Regions from separate parts of the Homo sapiens genome. Here region 1 is linked to region 2. The links are chromatin loops, found by intact Hi-C in ENCODE. Cell type or tissue: CD4-positive, alpha-beta T cell. All regions are shown on one strand. Each heading gives the region's core, and the rest is flanking DNA. Links, peaks and the distances in the headings are about the cores only.

What was found. Hi-C counts contacts between places; a loop is a spot of excess contacts. Peaks named below come from ENCODE experiments on the same cell type or tissue, not always from the same donor. Only the 100,000 strongest peaks of a DNase experiment are listed, where the experiment ranks them.
Region 1: a loop joins it to region 2, with 2.5 times the contacts of the local background. A loop is called at or near these places in 5 of 110 quality-filtered maps.

The regions. Positions count from the first base shown.
Region 1 is chr2:157,894,155-157,902,470 of GRCh38, reverse strand. All of the region lies in intron 1 of LOC105373714 (a long non-coding RNA gene), which reads right to left. Among named protein-coding and RNA genes, the nearest start is that of ACVR1, 22 kb to the right of the region's middle. In CD4-positive, alpha-beta T cell, for the core only: no CTCF peak of the experiment used is centred there; DNase peaks (open chromatin) are centred at 3,730, 4,650, 5,110 and 6,710; H3K4me3 peaks cover 1,934 bases; H3K27ac peaks cover 4,724 bases.
Region 2 is chr2:157,489,306-157,497,621 of GRCh38, reverse strand. No RefSeq gene overlaps it. Among named protein-coding and RNA genes, the nearest start is that of CYTIP, 49 kb to the right of the region's middle. In CD4-positive, alpha-beta T cell, for the core only: CTCF peaks have their summits at 5,033 and 5,233 (motif pointing left); a DNase peak (open chromatin) is centred at 5,221.

The DNA.
Region 1 (8,316 bases), core at 1,734-6,733, 410 kb before region 2:
CTGGGCAACATGGTGAAACTCTGTCTCTACTAAAAAATAAAAAATTTGCCAGCGTGGCAGTGTGAGCCTGTAATCCCAGCTACTTGGGAGGTGGAGGTGGGAGGATCACTTGCTCTCATCTTAAAAAAAAAAAAAAAAAGCAAATACAATCAAAGTCCTATCTGTGTATTTATCAGCATTCTTGATGATTTCCTTGTTTTTTGTTTCTTTTTTGTTTTTTGCTTTTGAGATGGAGTCTTGCTGTGTCACCCAGGCTGGAGTGCAATGGTGCGATCTTGGCTCATTGCAACCTTTGCCTCCCAGGTTCAAGCGATTCTCCTGCCTCAGCCTCCCGAGTAGCTGGGATTACAGGCGCCTGCCACCATGCCTGGCTAATTTTTGTATTTTTAGTAGAGGCAGGGTTTCACCACGTGGGCCAGGCTGGTCTCGACCTCCTGACCTCAGGTGATCTGCCCGCCTTAGCCTCCCAAAATGCTGGGATTACAGGAGTGAGCTACTGCACCCAGCAATTTCCTTGTTTCTTAATACAAAGATTTATTATTGTTCTCTTTATATAGGATGTTATATCTCCAGCTTGTATTTCATAGGAGTAATTATCTATGATTCCTCCTCCTCTTCTTTCTACATTATTCAGATTTACAGAAATTCTGTTTAAATTTATGCCTTTTCTTTCCAGAAGTTCCTAGTTTCCATCACTGAGTGGTAATCAGCTATAGCAGGTTTGCCAATGTGGGATCCAAAAGCACCTTTCCTGGTTAAAGTCAAATGAAGACGATTTTCCTCAACCTCTGCTAAAATGATACCCCAACATACCTTAAGAATCTTCTGACTGTTACATTATAGGAATTGATACCCAGTCTCTAAATTCTAGACTTTATATACTTTCTGCTACATCAAAGTGCCTTTTCTGCAGTTTAGGAGACTGCCCCCTGCTGTAACCATCAGCTCTATCCCTTCTGTGCTGATCAACATCTTTGCAAATAGAAACCTTGATTTACAAGCCCCTTGTATTCTGCGTAAGCCACCTCCAGTTCTATCCTGATCTCCTAACCACGACCTCAGGGAGAGCTTCTAACTATAAATAAAGTGGTTTTTACCAACTCAGTCAATTCTCAGATTTAAAGATACATTGGTCCCAGTGCAGCAGGCTATAGAAGTCATGGTAGTTTCCCCTCTAGAAGCCATCCCCACCTATTCTTGGGTCATAGACCCCTGATTTTGTTCAGGCATCAGGTAGCCACATGCTTCAGGAAAGCTGGGTCCTTCTCCAGCCCCAGAGCCAAAAAACCAGCACTGTATTTCAGTTAAGAGTCTGGTCTCATGATTCCTTCATAGGCTCTTGTGTGACCTTAGGTAAGTTACTAAAACTTTGTGTGTCTTGGTTCAATTTCTTTTGTCAGGGATTGTTATAGCTGACTTGCTGGGGTTGGCAGAGTTAAAACAAACAAACAAAAAATCTGAGAACTTGTTAATGCTCCTGAGTCACTGAATTAACCAACCATAGAATATACGCTCCCTGAAGGCAGAGATTATTGCCTGCTTTATTCACTCATACATCACCAGCACCAAAAACAGTGCCTGGCACTTAGTAGGTGCTCAATAAGTACTGGTTAAATTGCATTGACTTGAATCTCAGACTCATTAAATTGCAGGCAAGACTTTTTGTTATGTGACATAATAAATACCCAGCCCAAAGCATCTTGATACATAAATACCCTTTGTCTAGTCAGTACCATTCTTTCCTAGGAACTGTCCCCTCCACATGTTTACAAATATGGCAGCGATGGGAGCTGAGTTAATACATTGTGACCCAGTGGCTACCATTAATTCATTCAGGGGTGGCTACCTGACCCAAATGGGATCAATCTTAACCCTTTCCCAGGAGTTTGGAATTAGACTAAGACTCAGGTCAATCTTGCTGCTGTTTGAAAAGGAAGAAACATAAGATGTGGCCTATTGGCAGTTGTGTTTCCCATGTGCACGCATGAACACTACAGCAGGTTAGCTGGCAGCAAGCAAAGAAGGAAGCCAACTGGCAAAACAAAGACAAAAGATGGACAGAGAGTGCTTGTGGTATTTAAGTGTGGTTAAGTGCGACCCACCTACATTCCAGTTCTTGGAGTCTGGGAAACACATGGATTTTCTTATGATAGTCTCTTTTCTCCTTAGGCTATTTTGAGTTGGGCTACTGTTAATTGCAGAGAAAAGATCCTAAGAGGTTTTTTGTTGTTGTTGTTTTAATTATAGTTATGAATTCTGAGTAAACCACACCTTACTTCCTGTAACTATTATATGCACCCATGAAAGGTAAACACTTTAAAAAAAAAATAGGGCCGGGTGCAGTGGCTCATGCCTGTAATTTCAGCACTTTGGGAGGCCGAGGTGGGCAGATCACGAGGTCAAGAGATCGAGACCATCCTGGCCAAAATGGTGAAACCCTGTCTCTACTAAAAATACAAAAATTAGCTGGGCATTGTGGCATGTGCCTGTAGTCCCAGCTACTTGGGAGGCTGAGGTAGGAGAATTGCTTGAACCTGGGAGGTGGAGGTTGCAGTGAGCCGGGATTGCGCATCTGTACTCCAGCCTGGTAACACAGAGAGGTTCTGTCTCAAAAAAAAGAAAGAAAGAAAAAAAAAAGAAATGCTGAGGGACAAATATAACCCGAAACATAACCATAAAACCTTTGGAAACTTAAACGAGAAACAAACTCTGAGTACACTTGTCTCAAGTCTACCTTTAAGCCATCCTCTACAGCCCTTGCACTCCAGTCCTCTTCTTTTGTCCATGCAAACATGGTGACCAATGAGATTCTTCACTGTTTACAATGGTGTGCTCCACTATCATCCCCTGGTTTTTCCATGTGGCAAACTCCGTAACTGGAAACCCTTTCTATTCTAGCTGTTTAGTACATAACTCCTAAAGTTCTCTCTTCTCGTCAGCTTTAAATGACTTCATGGTTGGTTTTGCTTTTATTTTTCTCTGAGGTTTCAATGTACAATTCCAGGAACTAGCTATCTCTATCAACCTGAAACTGTGCCTGGGTTCTACGTTGATAATTTTTTACTAAGCCACAGGGACCATCTGGTCTAAGGTCATGACTCTGTTTGCCATTTGTGCAGCTGCCTGCACATCTGTAGGTTCCGATGCATTCTTTTATTATTGTCTGCTTTCTATTGCATGTTGTCAAAGGCCTGGGGACTGCATCTGTTTGAATTTTGTCTGTAGGGCTCCGAACATAGAGCAGTGTGTGGTTGGGAACACAGAAAACATTACTTTCAGCAAACTGGATTCATAAAGAGTCATGATGAATGGAAATGATGAGGGAGATTTGAGCCCAGGAATAGGGACTGGGTTTCCTATTTACCTCCTCACTAACAATGATGCTTTTAAATGTTCTCGCTCTGAACAACTTTATCAATGCTTTGAGCTGAGACCCACTCACATAATGATTATTTCCTTGTAAGTACTTATTATTTAGTTGAGTTAGCTCTTTCAATATGAAGTTTTTATACTGGTTTTTAGAATTGTTCACCATACATTCTCTTTAACATGTATTCTCTTAGTCTCTCTTTCTGTCTCTGTCTCTCTCTACACACACACACACACACACACACAAACACACACACACGTTCATTTGAACTCAGGTTTTAATGCTGGGTCTATACTTGGCCAACATCTTCAAGGTCACTAATGTTACTTCTTGCCTCTGCTGTGTGGGAGCCAGAGTGTGAGTCATCAGGGTGAATAATGCCTCTGTGATACTACCAGATTGTGTTTGTCTCCACTTCAAAGCTCTTAGTTTTAACAGAATAGTATTTCTCCATCCCGCCCACCCAAACAGCAGTCTAGATGGCTGAGAGGCAACAGTTATATGAACAGTAGTATCATTTCCATAGGATGGGCTACTCCCCACCCGACCCATATTCCTCAAAAAACCTGCAGGACCCTTTATAGAAGTTCTCAGGCAACATTCTAGTCAGGTTTTGTTGACTAGAGATTACAGCTCATCACCTCTTTTTTTTTTCTTCTTTCCTTCCTCCTTCCTTCCTTCCTTCCTCTCTCTCCCCCTTCCCTTCCTCTCTCCTTTCCCTTCCCTTTCCCTTTCCATTTTTGAGAGGGAGTCTCACTCTGTCACCCAGGCTGGAGTGCAGTGGCGCAATCTTGGCTCACCGTAACCTCCGCCTCCCGGGTTCAAGCGATTCTCCTGCCTCAGCCTCCCGAGTAGCTGGGATTACTGGCGCTACCACCACACCCGACTAATTTTTTTGTATTTTGAGTACAGATGGGGTTTCACCATGTTACCCAGGATGGTCTCAATCTCCTGACCTCATGATCCACCAGCCTCGGCCTCCTAAAGTGCTGGGATTACAGACATGAGCCACTGTGCCTGGCCTCCTTCCTTCCTTTTCTTTCCATTCTTTTTTTGCCTCACATAGGTCTATAAATCTGCCATTTCTGATCCATCTTCAGTGATCTTTTTTTTTTCATAGTTCACTGCAACCTCGAACTCCTGGGTCCAAGCAATCCTCCCATCTCAGCCTCCCAAGTAGCTTGAACTACAAGTGTGCACCACGGCACCTGTTTTTCAGTTACTGCTCTTCCCTTTAATCTTTCACTTTCTTTTTCATTCACCAAAGACTTTATGACTGAGTTTGTCAAAAAAAAAAAAAAAAAAAAAGAGAAGCAGTGAAAGGAAGAACAGAAGAAAGGAAGCAAGCAAGCAAGCAAGCAAGCAAGCAAGCAAGCAAGCAAGCAAGCAAGCCAGACAGACAGAAAGAGAAAGACCAGACATGGTGGCTCATGCCTGCAAGCCCAGCACTTTGAGAGGCTGAGGCAGGCAGATTGGTTGAGTCCAGGAGCTCAAGACCAGCCTGGGCAATGTGGTGAAACCCCGTCTCTACAAAAAATACAAAAATCAGTTGGGCATGGTGCACATGTAGTCCCAGCTACTCAGAAGGCTGAGGTGGGAGGATTGCTTGAGCCCGGGAGGTTGAGGCTGCAGTGGGCTATGATCATACCACTGCACTCTAGCCTAGGCAACAGAGCAAGACCTTCTCTCAAAAACAAAAACAAACCAAAAAAAGTCTTTAAACCCAAGAATCAACTCCCACTTCCACAGCCTCCTTGTGGCTCCTCTCACAGGAACACTTTATTTTAAAAGTCATGTGACTCTGGTGAGACTACAGTGCAGAGTGGCCATGATGGAAAGAATAATGGTGGAACTGCTACCATTGAGCACCTAATCACAGTGCCAGCTGGTTTACACACCTATTTCAGTAACTCCCCAAAACTGAAGTAAGCCTTATTATCTTTTTTACCCATGAGTAGAGTGAGGTTCAGAGATACTCAATAACTTGCCCAAGATCATAGCCATTAAGCAGAAAGGAGGAAAATAACCAACTCTGTACGGTGACGAGATTCATGCTTTTTTTGGTCAGGGGAGGGGGGCTCAGTTGCTTGGTGAGAGAGGAGATATTAACCTGTCTAGACTTCCTAGTTTTTCTATGTCCTGCCTTTCTTGCTGCGAATTTATGGGATAACTTGAGAATATAATTTTCTCTGATCATTCCTATGTCACTTCCCAAAGCATTTCTCATTGTCGTCAATGGTATCTGGGTATATTTCCCCATACTCATGAATAACATACCTTAGAAATTTTGCCAGTCCTCATTCGTGTCCTACACGTGTTAATCAAATGTCTTCTAGGCCTAGGGTAATGGTGTATAATCTATCATCCAAACTGGGACACTTTTGAGATGAAAAAGAGTGCTATTAATAATTATGCTGGGCACACTGGGATGTATGGCCACCCATTTAGAACAAACTATAGTCAAGCTAATGTCTCCTATGGACAAGGAGGGTATGAGTAGAATAGTCCAGCCTTAACTAGACAGAGAACAGAGGTTGTGGGGGAGAGAAGCTAAATCTACCAAATTCCAACCGTTTTGTCTCACTAGCAGTTGTTGTATTTCTGGGCCTGAGTGTGTGTGGTGAAAGAAGGAAGGTAGCTGAAAACCTCTCAGAATTAGAATTATCACTATCTCCATTCCTTAAGAAAGTGGTGCTCAAACTTCAGTGTGCTTAAGAATTACCAGTTGTTTTTAAATAAAATGCAGATCCCTGAACTATATGCCTTAGAGATGCTGAAAATACAGTCTGAGATGGGCCCTGGAAACTGCATTTTAACATCCTCCTGTAAAGATTTTGATCTAGGTAATTTATAAATTACCCTGGGAAGAAAAACAGTATTTCCTTGATAGAAAAATTCCTGCATAATCACTCTACAAAGACAGGCACAATTTCAGAGGAAGTCCTTGCGGGACTCAATAACACAACTGTTTACAACACTGATATTTGTTCAAAGATACTGTCTATATGACCTGAATCACTACTTGAATCAAATAATTTAAACCACATTAACCTTACAATTACTTTCAGCATAGATTCTTAGGGATTCCTAGCCAAATATATATAATTTATCTTTACATATATGGTATTATATATATTCTTAGTATCTTTATATTATAGTCAAAGAAAAGAGAATAACATTTTCTGTGCTTTCTGATAATCACAGTAATAATAGTTTTTATATATTAAACATTGTTCTTCTGTCAGACATTTATATACATTACCTTGAATACAAAAAGCCTTGAAGGTAAGTCAGTCAAGCGAGCTCTGTTTCAGACAGGATGTACTACAGGCTCAGAGAAGCTAGGTGACTCGCCTGAAGCCTCACAGCTAGTAACTGGCAGAGTTGCCATTTAAAACCAGGTCACCTGCCTCACACTTGAAATATTTAGTGAACTCATAAGCACCCTGTGAATACTGAAAAATACTGGTTGGAAGGCCACATCATGCATGAAAGCTAGTATGACCTTTCTAGAATAATAATTCCTAGACAGAGAGAAGAACTGAATGGTGACTTTGAGACATGAAAAGGCATTTCTCTGAAATAAAAAGGCTGAAGAAAGCCGATGATCGGTTAACATTTGGGAAACTCTGAGGTACAGCTAACCATTTGCCAGGCTAGCCTTTGGATTTATTTCTTTTTTGTTGGCTGTGCTGCTGCTACGCTCTTTATTCATATTTTCAAGGAAACACAAGTAAAGCGAATGTTCTCTAATTGCGCTCCCTTCCTGCAGTAAGCCCGCTCCTCCTGAGCACCCGGGCTGGTTCCATACGCAGCTCGTTGTGTGGAAGGGCTGGTGGCAGCTGCAAGTTGGTGTGTGACACATTGAGTAGTCATATTTCTCTTCTCTGTGGCCCTCCAAAGCCCTTTCCAACATAACTTTTCCCCATCTGTTCTCGTTTGCACTGCATAATAGGGGACAGGTTTTGGAACTTGGGATTCAAAAAAACATTAAGAGAAAATAAAAATGAGATGGAATTTGAGTAGAAAGAAACTCGCTGGCTTTCCCCCCCACAGCCCCCTTCCTTAGTTGCTGGGATCATGACCAGAGTATTAAATTGATCAAGTTTTTACTCTCGTCTAGTTGGTTCTCTTTATGGGGTAGCGGGGAAACGTGAGAACAGTAAAACATCTCTTTAAACTGTCTGCAATAAAATAAGCACAGGGCTGAGTCATTAGTAGGAACAATGTTGCCCAATACCTGACAAAGTTTTTCCACATTTGCTTAGAATCTCTAATAAGTTACATTAATTGTCTCCTGCCTCAGGTTCCTTCTCTGTGAAAGGGATGCCTGAAGTGAATTTTAGGAATATTTAGAGACAGTGTTTTCCTGAGTGCCATAAGCCCATCTCTGTTGTATGCACTAAATAATTTTGGAAATGATACAAACATTTTTAAATTTTAATAGTAATAAATTTCTTCTAATATACATTAGGAAGAAAACTGGCAATAGCAAAATATAACCCTGATTTCACAATTATTTTTGCTTAAGAAGAGGCTAAACTGGGCATGTAAGTTTAAAAAGTGAACAAATTTAAAGAGGAATATTCAGTAAATAATAAAAGTGAATATGGCAAAACAGAGAGTACAAGAATGGGTGCTTAAAAAGCAACTATATCAAGGCAGTGGTTCTTTTATTCTTTATGTTTTGTGGAAAGCTTTATTTTATGGTGTGGGCCTCTCGTTCTAGGGTTGGATTAATCATAATCCTTGGGTCATGGCATATGCTATCATTGGTCTAGCAGGGGCTCAGAATCCTTAATGGATAGCACCCCTCTTTGAGAATCTGATGAAAGTTATGGGTTTCCCTGGAAAAATGTATATTCCCATATACAGACAAACTTACATAGAATTTCTAGGTTTTCAGGAACATTTGGAGTGCATCTGTGGGCTTCTGGAAGTTTCAG
Region 2 (8,316 bases), core at 2,122-7,121:
ACATCTCAACAAAGGGGTACAAATTTAAAAAATAATACTAACGCCCAGCCTTTGGCCAATTATATTGGAATCTCTGGGGTGCAGCTTGGACATTAACAGCTATTAAAAGCCCCTAGAAAAATTTAGCAATAACTAACAAAAGTATACATGCATTTACCTTTTGACCCATTAATCCTATTTCTAGGAAGTTATTCTGAAAGCACAGCTCCAGCAATACAACTAAATACATGTGCACACTGTTATTCACTGAAGCACTGTTTGTAAATGCAAGTTATGGAAAAACACCAGAATGTCCATACTTAGGGGGAATGGTTGAATAAACTATGGCACATCCACACCATAGAGAGTATTATGGTGTTGTAAAAATGAGTGAAGAATCTCTGGACTGATATTATACTGGTATCCAGAATAAATTTTTTTTTTTAAGACGGATCTCGCTCTGTCGCCCAGGCTGGAGTGCAGTGGTGCGATCTCGGCTCACTGCAACCTCCGCCTCCTGTGTTCAAGCAATTCTCCTGCCTCAGCCTCCCGAGTAGCTGGGACTACAGGTGCGCACCGCCACGCCCAGCTAATTTTTGTATTTTTAGTAGAGATGGGGTTTCGCCATGTTGGCCAGGATGGTCTTGATCTCGTGACCTCGTGATCTGCCCGCCTCGGCCTCCCAAAGTGCTGGGATTACAGGTGTAAGCCACTGCGCCTGGCCTAGGATATGCTTTTAAGTGAAAAAAGTAAAGTGCACATATATCTATAGTATGGTACCATTAGATGAGAAAGAAAGAGATATAAGAAAATATACGTATATTTTCTCATCTGCACAAAAAGAAATATAGGAGGGTAAAAGTAGAAACTACTGTGATTGGTTATTTACAGAGATCAGTGGGAATGGGGTGGAAAGAATAGGGGAATGGGAATGGTTAGAAGGAATGAAGTGGGATACTTCTGCAAGTACATCTTCTGGGATGTTTCTAACTTCTTGAACCAAGTAGTGTTTCACATATTTAAAAAACTAATTTATATTAACCAGGATGTGTGGGAAACCAAAATAGAACACAAACAGTAACCAATGCATGTAACGCAAAATTAATACCACAACCATAATAAATGGGATAAAAAAGAATGAATCTAAGTAATACTGAAAAACAGCCTTTTAAATATATTCTATAAGGGCAAAGATAAAAAAAAACTGCACAAAAATATTGTACCCTTCTCAGGAAATTCATTTTTCATTTTCCTTCTCAGGAAAATGTGTCAGTAATTCTAAAACTATATGTATTCTAAGATTGAACAAATAAGTAAACAAATTGTGAATAATGAGAGCCAGTTTCTCCCTATCAGACAAAAGAGTTACAGATGAGGAAATGGGGAAGGTGAGAATGACCCCTATGGATTAGATTCACATATATCAGTTTGAACTACTGTTTCTGTATATACTGGTTCTGAATACACACACACACACACACACACACTCACAGAGAGAGAGAGAGAAAGAGAGAGAGTGAGAAAGAGAGAAAGAGAGAGGAGATAGTTACAGAAATACTTATAGATGTGCATATATTTTTGTGTATATACGCTTGTCCCTAGGTATCCACAGGGAACTGGTTCCAGGGCACCCCACAGATGCTCAAGTCCCTTTTATAAAATGGCATAGTATTTGCACATAACCTATGCACATCTTGTATACTTTAAATCATCTCTAGATATTACAATGCTTAATATAGTATAAATGCTATGAAATAATTGTACTATATTAATTTTTATCTTCTTTGAATTATTTTTGATCTGAGGCTGGAATCTGCAGATATAGAGCACCAACTGTATATACATATATTTCTTAGCTCTGTTCACTTAGGACTAGAAGCAATGACACCCCAGCAGCAATGAGTATCCTAGTACTCAGAACTTGAATTCTAAGTACCATTTTTCAGTTAAATGGCTAATCTGAAGGCTGGGATGCAGAAAGTAAAAGATATGCCTGAACCTATATATCTATCATCCATCCATCTATCTATCTATCTATCTAACTATCTATCTATCTATCTATCTATCTATCTACCTATCTATTTATTTTTGAGAGCATCTCACTCTGTTGCCTAGGCTGGAGTGCAGTGGTGCCATCACTGCTTACTGTAACCTCGACCTCTTGGCCTCAAGCGATTCTCCTGCCTCAGTCTCCCAAGTAGCCCGAGTAGCTAGGACTACAAGTACACCCAGCTAATTTTTTTTTTTAAGAGATTGGGTCTCACTTTTTTGCCCAGGCTGGTCTCGAACTCCTGGGCTCAAGTGATTCTTCCCCCTTGGCCTCCCAAAGTGCTGGCATTACAGGCCTGAGACACTGCGTTTAGCCTTGAATCATCTTGTGATGCCAGAATGTGAATGCTCAAAAATGATGGGAGCATATTGAAAGGACTGGAAGCCAACCTAAAGGAGCTCTTGAAGGCTAAAACTGGGACAATATGGGCCAAAAAATAAATGAATTATAATCCATTGAATAAAATAAATATCTACTAATTCATACTGATGAAAACAAATAATCAAATAAATAAATAAATGAGGGAGAAAGGAGGTGTCTTCCTTACAGTAGAATTCCAAAGAGTAAATATAGAAGAAGTGGTGGAAATATAAAGTTGCCATTTGGTTAATGGCACAGTAATAATTGTTTTAAGGACAATTCAATTGGTGTTAAAACTAGTGTGCAAAAATATAATTAGAAACAAGATATTTACACAGTTTCAGACTATCTTCACTAGCTAATTACAAGGGGAAATATTATCTTTATTGTGGAGAAACTTGGCAGACTAACTTAACTAAGCGATCAAAGTTAACATCATCAAAATGTGACACTTTGACAACATGGACTCTCTATATGATGCACTGAGAAGAGTATGGTATCATTTCTGGGGTATTCTTGCCAAAAATACATGAGTTTTATTTAATCATAAGGAAATATTAGACAAACAGATTGAAGAATATTCTATTAAACAGCTGACCATACTCTTCAAAAGTGTCAAGGTCATGAAAAAGAAAAGACTAAGAAACTGTCCCAGATTGCAGAAGACTGAGTAGACATGACAAATAAATGCAACTTGAGATCCTGGATGACATTCTGCATTGAGGGTGGAGAAAGGCCTAAAGAGAGCCAGGCTGGACTTTATGCAATTGGGACAACTAGTTGTTTGAATAATTAATTAGACATGGCTGAAAGAATAATCTGGGAGGTGGTGCTGAGCATAGAATTTAATAACTCCCTTGTAGAACATTGTACTTCTCCAGTGTAACTTTTCTCAAATGATAATGACATGTCCATATCTTTTACTAGAATGTAAGCTCCATGAACACAGAGAGTTGTCACATCTATCTGGTTTGTCACTCTGTCCAAGCGCTCAATGCCTTGCCAATAAACGTGGTTTAAAACATAACCTTAATCTGTGGCTGGTTAAGTTCATGCAAGCAACTTTTCCCCTCACCTCTGCTCTGGGAGGCTTTGCTGGTTGGGTGACTCTTTTTACCTAAGAATGACTAAGGGGTTCATCCCTTTATTTAATGACTCCTTATCTTTCAGGCTCAATATAAGCCTCATCGTTTAGTCAAAAGTGTTAGGCTTTAGAGGCTAGATGGAATTCAAATTCCAGTTCCCTCACTGATCAGCCTACAGCTTAGTTTGGTCTTTCCTCCTCTCCAGGAATGGCTTCCTCAACAGTGAAGAAAGGCCTTTGAATTTTAGACCAGTGATTTTTAAGCTGTTTTTTTTTTAAATTTGTTTTGTTGTTGTTATGATTATTGTGGGTGGATTGTTTGCTTACTTGCAGATCCGCTTTCTTTAAAGGAAGTCTTTATGTAGTATCCAGAGGTGTACATAAATAATACAGGTTAAAATGGCATTGTTTTCATCTGGTTGGAGGTGGGGGGAAGTGAGGGTAGGGAAGTGGTTTTGGGGGTGGTACAAAGCCTGTCCAACTACCCATCCCTTCCCCTAATGCCACCTCACCCTGGGAGCCTTTGAGGTCCTAATCACAAACTTCTAGTCCATAGTTTGAAAAATCTAGAAGTTTGCTACAATTATTCTGCCACCTTCAGAAGCACTGTTCTCTCCTGTGAACTGTGGCATTTATCCTTGCTGTTTTCCATGTTACATTTACCATGCTACTATCTGGACTGGAAGGAATGGGATATATCTTTTTAGACCCAAGTTCTAGTACAAAACCTTCACCCAATAGTTCGCTTACTGTGAAAGTTAATTACACACATTGATTTATTATTGTCATACTGAACTAAATAAGATTCAAGGGGTAAGGGAGAAAATGACTGGGGGCACATAACACCTACCCCAAGAATTGTCCACATGCCCAGTTGCTGAAACAACCTGCTGACACTCTTAAGATTAATTTTACCTACCACCATCACTCACCAATCAGAGCTTGCCAGTCCCCCAAAACTTTGCTAGTGCCAATGAGTTTTCTTTCAAGATAACATAACATTTCTCTTTCCAGTAAAACTTCCAACCTTCTCTTTGTTCTTCAGACATACTGAAGACCACCTCTGTGTGTGTGTATAACTCATATTGCAATTCTGTGATTCCCAAATGGAACAGTGAGTTTAAAGATTCTTCTTTATATTTCATTTGACTTTGACATTGGCAAATGTTTCTTGATGATGACCACTGGTTCAAGGACCTCCAGCAACTTCCTGGAGGAGGTGGCCCGTAAGTCAGGCTTGGGGAGAAGTTGAATTAGTGGGCAGGAGGTCATTGTTCTTGATTAGTGAGGGTTATGCAGGGATGACAGACAGAGGAAGCCATGCAATGGGTAGCTCTTAAGAGTTGTTAGGGACACAGGGAGATAGAAGGTGTGGGAGTGAGGCATGGAGCCCAATAGTGGAGTAGCTCGGCTATGACCTAAGATGGCCTAAAGCCAGAAACAGAAACTATCATGGTATATCTTAAATTAATTCCATAGTGTAGCATCCTCAGCAAGATATTCCAGGAAGGTAATGGGAACTGGCTAGTTTCCAGGTATCTTTAGCTCAAACAAAATGTGAGCAGCCTCTAAGGCAAAACTTTTCTGGACATTTCCAAGGGTACATCCCACATTCCCTATTTTCAGCACAAGCCTGCACTGTATTTCGGATCCAGGTGAGAAGATGATGATTGCTCCAGTGCAGGAACACTGCACCAGGCAACTGCACTGGCTTGGCTAGAGGCACTAGCCAGCTGCTGACTGTTGGTGGGAGTATCCTGCCCTCTGCTGGATTTGGCGGGAAACATGAATTTGCATTGCCTGCTAAAGAATTAAGGCTGAAAGCTTTTAGAACTGAAAATAAATATTTGCTTGTGTGTTGATGAGGTTTAATTAACTTGGGAATGCATTCCTTAAATGACATCGGGATTCTCAGGTAATTTCCAGGTGTCAAGGAAAAAAAATCGTTTTATATCATATACAGACCTCCTGTTCAGTAAATTTGGGTGCATAATATAAAGTGCCAGCATTTTGTTCTGTAAAGAATAAAAGTTGCATCTATAATAATTCTTAAAGTGTTCACATAGTGTTGTAATTTGATGAAAGAATAACAAGAGTGCAGTTAGACTGTTGGGGTTTATATATTAATTCTGCAAGATACTGAATCTCTCTGAGACTCGGTCTCTTTATCTGTAAAAAGATGCCATACTCATCTTGAAGGGTTGCTGTGAGGATCAAGTGAACTAAGAATATTTACAGGAGCACTTTACTATGCCCACTAAAAGTATGTGGTTTTAAACATACATGCTATTCACAGGTTAAATTATTGATTTCCCTGTTTATTTTGAGTAAAACTGAAAAACAGACATCAATGTTTCAAATCTAGATAATGACAGGACTCTTCCTAAAATACTGAAAGAGATCAGCAGCCCCTAATTTTTGCAAGAGCCTTTGAAGATGGGACAACTTTTTACTAAGTAGTATTTATCTCCAATTGCTGGTCATTCTGTTCTGTGCAATCAAGAGAAATGTCTCTATTTCTCACTTTCATAAAGAGAAAAATGGCAGAACCTAATTCTAAGGATAATGTTTTCCAGCAGCCATTGCCTTGGTTTCCTCTCCTTCTTTTCTCTTTTTGATCCTTCCCTATCCCTTTATTCTGTTCTCTTCCTATGTAAGTTGAAATCAGAAATAAGCAGTTTCAGCTGGCATTGTCATTGCTGTTGATGTTTAGCTGTTTCTCATCCTCCTGTAGAAGTTCCACAGGTATATAGTTTTCCCTTCAGTGCTATTATATTTGGAGTAGATAGAACATGGCCCAGGCTCTGAAGTTTTTTGCCATCTAAGGTGTGAGAAGCTGAGTAATAATGGTATTATTAATGTAGCACCTCTCTAATAAAAATAATAGATCTGTTTTCAACTTAATAATTTATTTAATTGATTTTATTCTCTTCATTAACAGCTCTGCTTAATAAAAAGATTTTTTAAAATCCAATTTGTGCAACCAGCTGAAGAGTAAACCCAAGTAATTGATCACCTTGCCAGCCTCAGTAAATGCTATATTGATGTGTTTTAGGAAATCCACGTTCAACAAAGATTTATACTAATTGCTGAAGATAAGAAGGAATAAGATATGATCTCTATACATGATATATTTTGGGAAGAAATTGGCTAAGAAGATATCATGTGCTCTTGAAGAATGAAGTTTTTTAAGTAGAAAAGGTGGGTGTGCGTGTGTGTGTGTGTGTCTGTGTCTGTCTGTCTGTCTGTCTATTGAAGCTGGGTGGGGGCAGGCTTCAAGACAGAGGGTACCAGGTAAGCATCACATACTGTTATGAAAACCTATGCTGTGGCCAGAGTGATAAGGAGGATGAAGATGAGGCTGAGGCTGGAAAGGTACTTTGGGGCCAAAGGAAGGTGCTACTTAACTGCTAAGATGTGGAGCTTGAATTTCATGGGGTATGTGTGTTAACCAATACATTTGAATGTTGGATCAATATTATACCTCCATCATATTCTGGTTCATCAGAGAAGTATTTTTTAGGGAGGAATGTTGGGTTTTAAGTGGCATTATAGTTCTCTACAACTTTAAAAATATATGTAAATTTCTGAGTGAGAACCACAACAGCCTCTATGTTCAGTCCAAACTAGGGTGGGTTAGTGATTCCCTGTGTAACCCAGGGTTCCAGGTTTTTGGGTATGCACTGTGAGGAAATCCCCACTTGTGTCTGTTGTATCTTGAGTTCTTATTTCAAAAATCTCTGGGAAGAAGCTCAGCCCTGGAAAAACTAAAACTGGCTGGATCCAGAGATGCCTGAGTTGGAGAGGAACTTTGGCCAACTCTCCTCATTAACCATAGTAAGAAACCTTGCTCAGGGAGAAGTTTATTTGCCATTTTCTGTACATGCAATGTATGTAGAAGCATGATCAGCAGGCGACTGCACTGCCTTTATGCCACTTCCACATACAATGACTCAGCTAACCAGCCTAGTACAAGTCCTGCTTTTACTGTTGTTCCTGGAGGCACTGCTTTGGGAAACTATCCCAGATGTCCTCCTTCCTTGTTGCAAATAATAAAATCTCCCTCTTAAATACTCCATGGTTGTGCTCATTGGACTGTCTCCTGCCTAGCAGTTTAACCCACCTGTTGTGTGGGTAACACCTCAACAGACTAGAATCCTTAGCTTGCATCTTTAAAAGACAACAGCTTGAGTCCCTTTCAATTCATCAAAAAGCCATGCATTTTTTAAAAGCAGCCACCAGCCTCTTTCATCCAGTTAGTCTTAGACAACCATCTACTCTAAAATATCTGGAGTCCGATGCCTAAAGAATAATTTAGAAACGGCATCAACCCCTTTCTATATCTGACCTGCCATTTTGTCACATCAAATAAAAGAGAGATCATAAAAAGACCCGTGGATAAAGGCTGTCTGCATCACCAAACATGCTTGCTCATCTAATTAATGATTTAAAAAATACAGATTATTTATATAAACTATTTGGCACCATATTACTGATCTTAACTCCCCTTATTCACTATAGCAATTCCACAAACTCGAAAGAGACAAAGATTGCACACACTAAAGCTTGTTTATGGCACCTTAAAAGACAGCACTTTGAATTGCTATTCCCCAGTTCCTAAAGTGGTAATGAGATTTATAGGTAACTTTAAAAGTTTTTCTTTTGTGTGTTCGCTTAGCACTTAGCACATTATAGGCATTCTGAAGAATGGAGCACATTGCACATTCCATTAAACAATTTGGGCAAAAATAAAGTGTAAATAAACATAATAGCTAGTGTAGCCAAGTGCTTAGGGCCCCTAACTGGGTTGGCAAAAGAGCATGGAGTAGTGTGAGAGCCCATA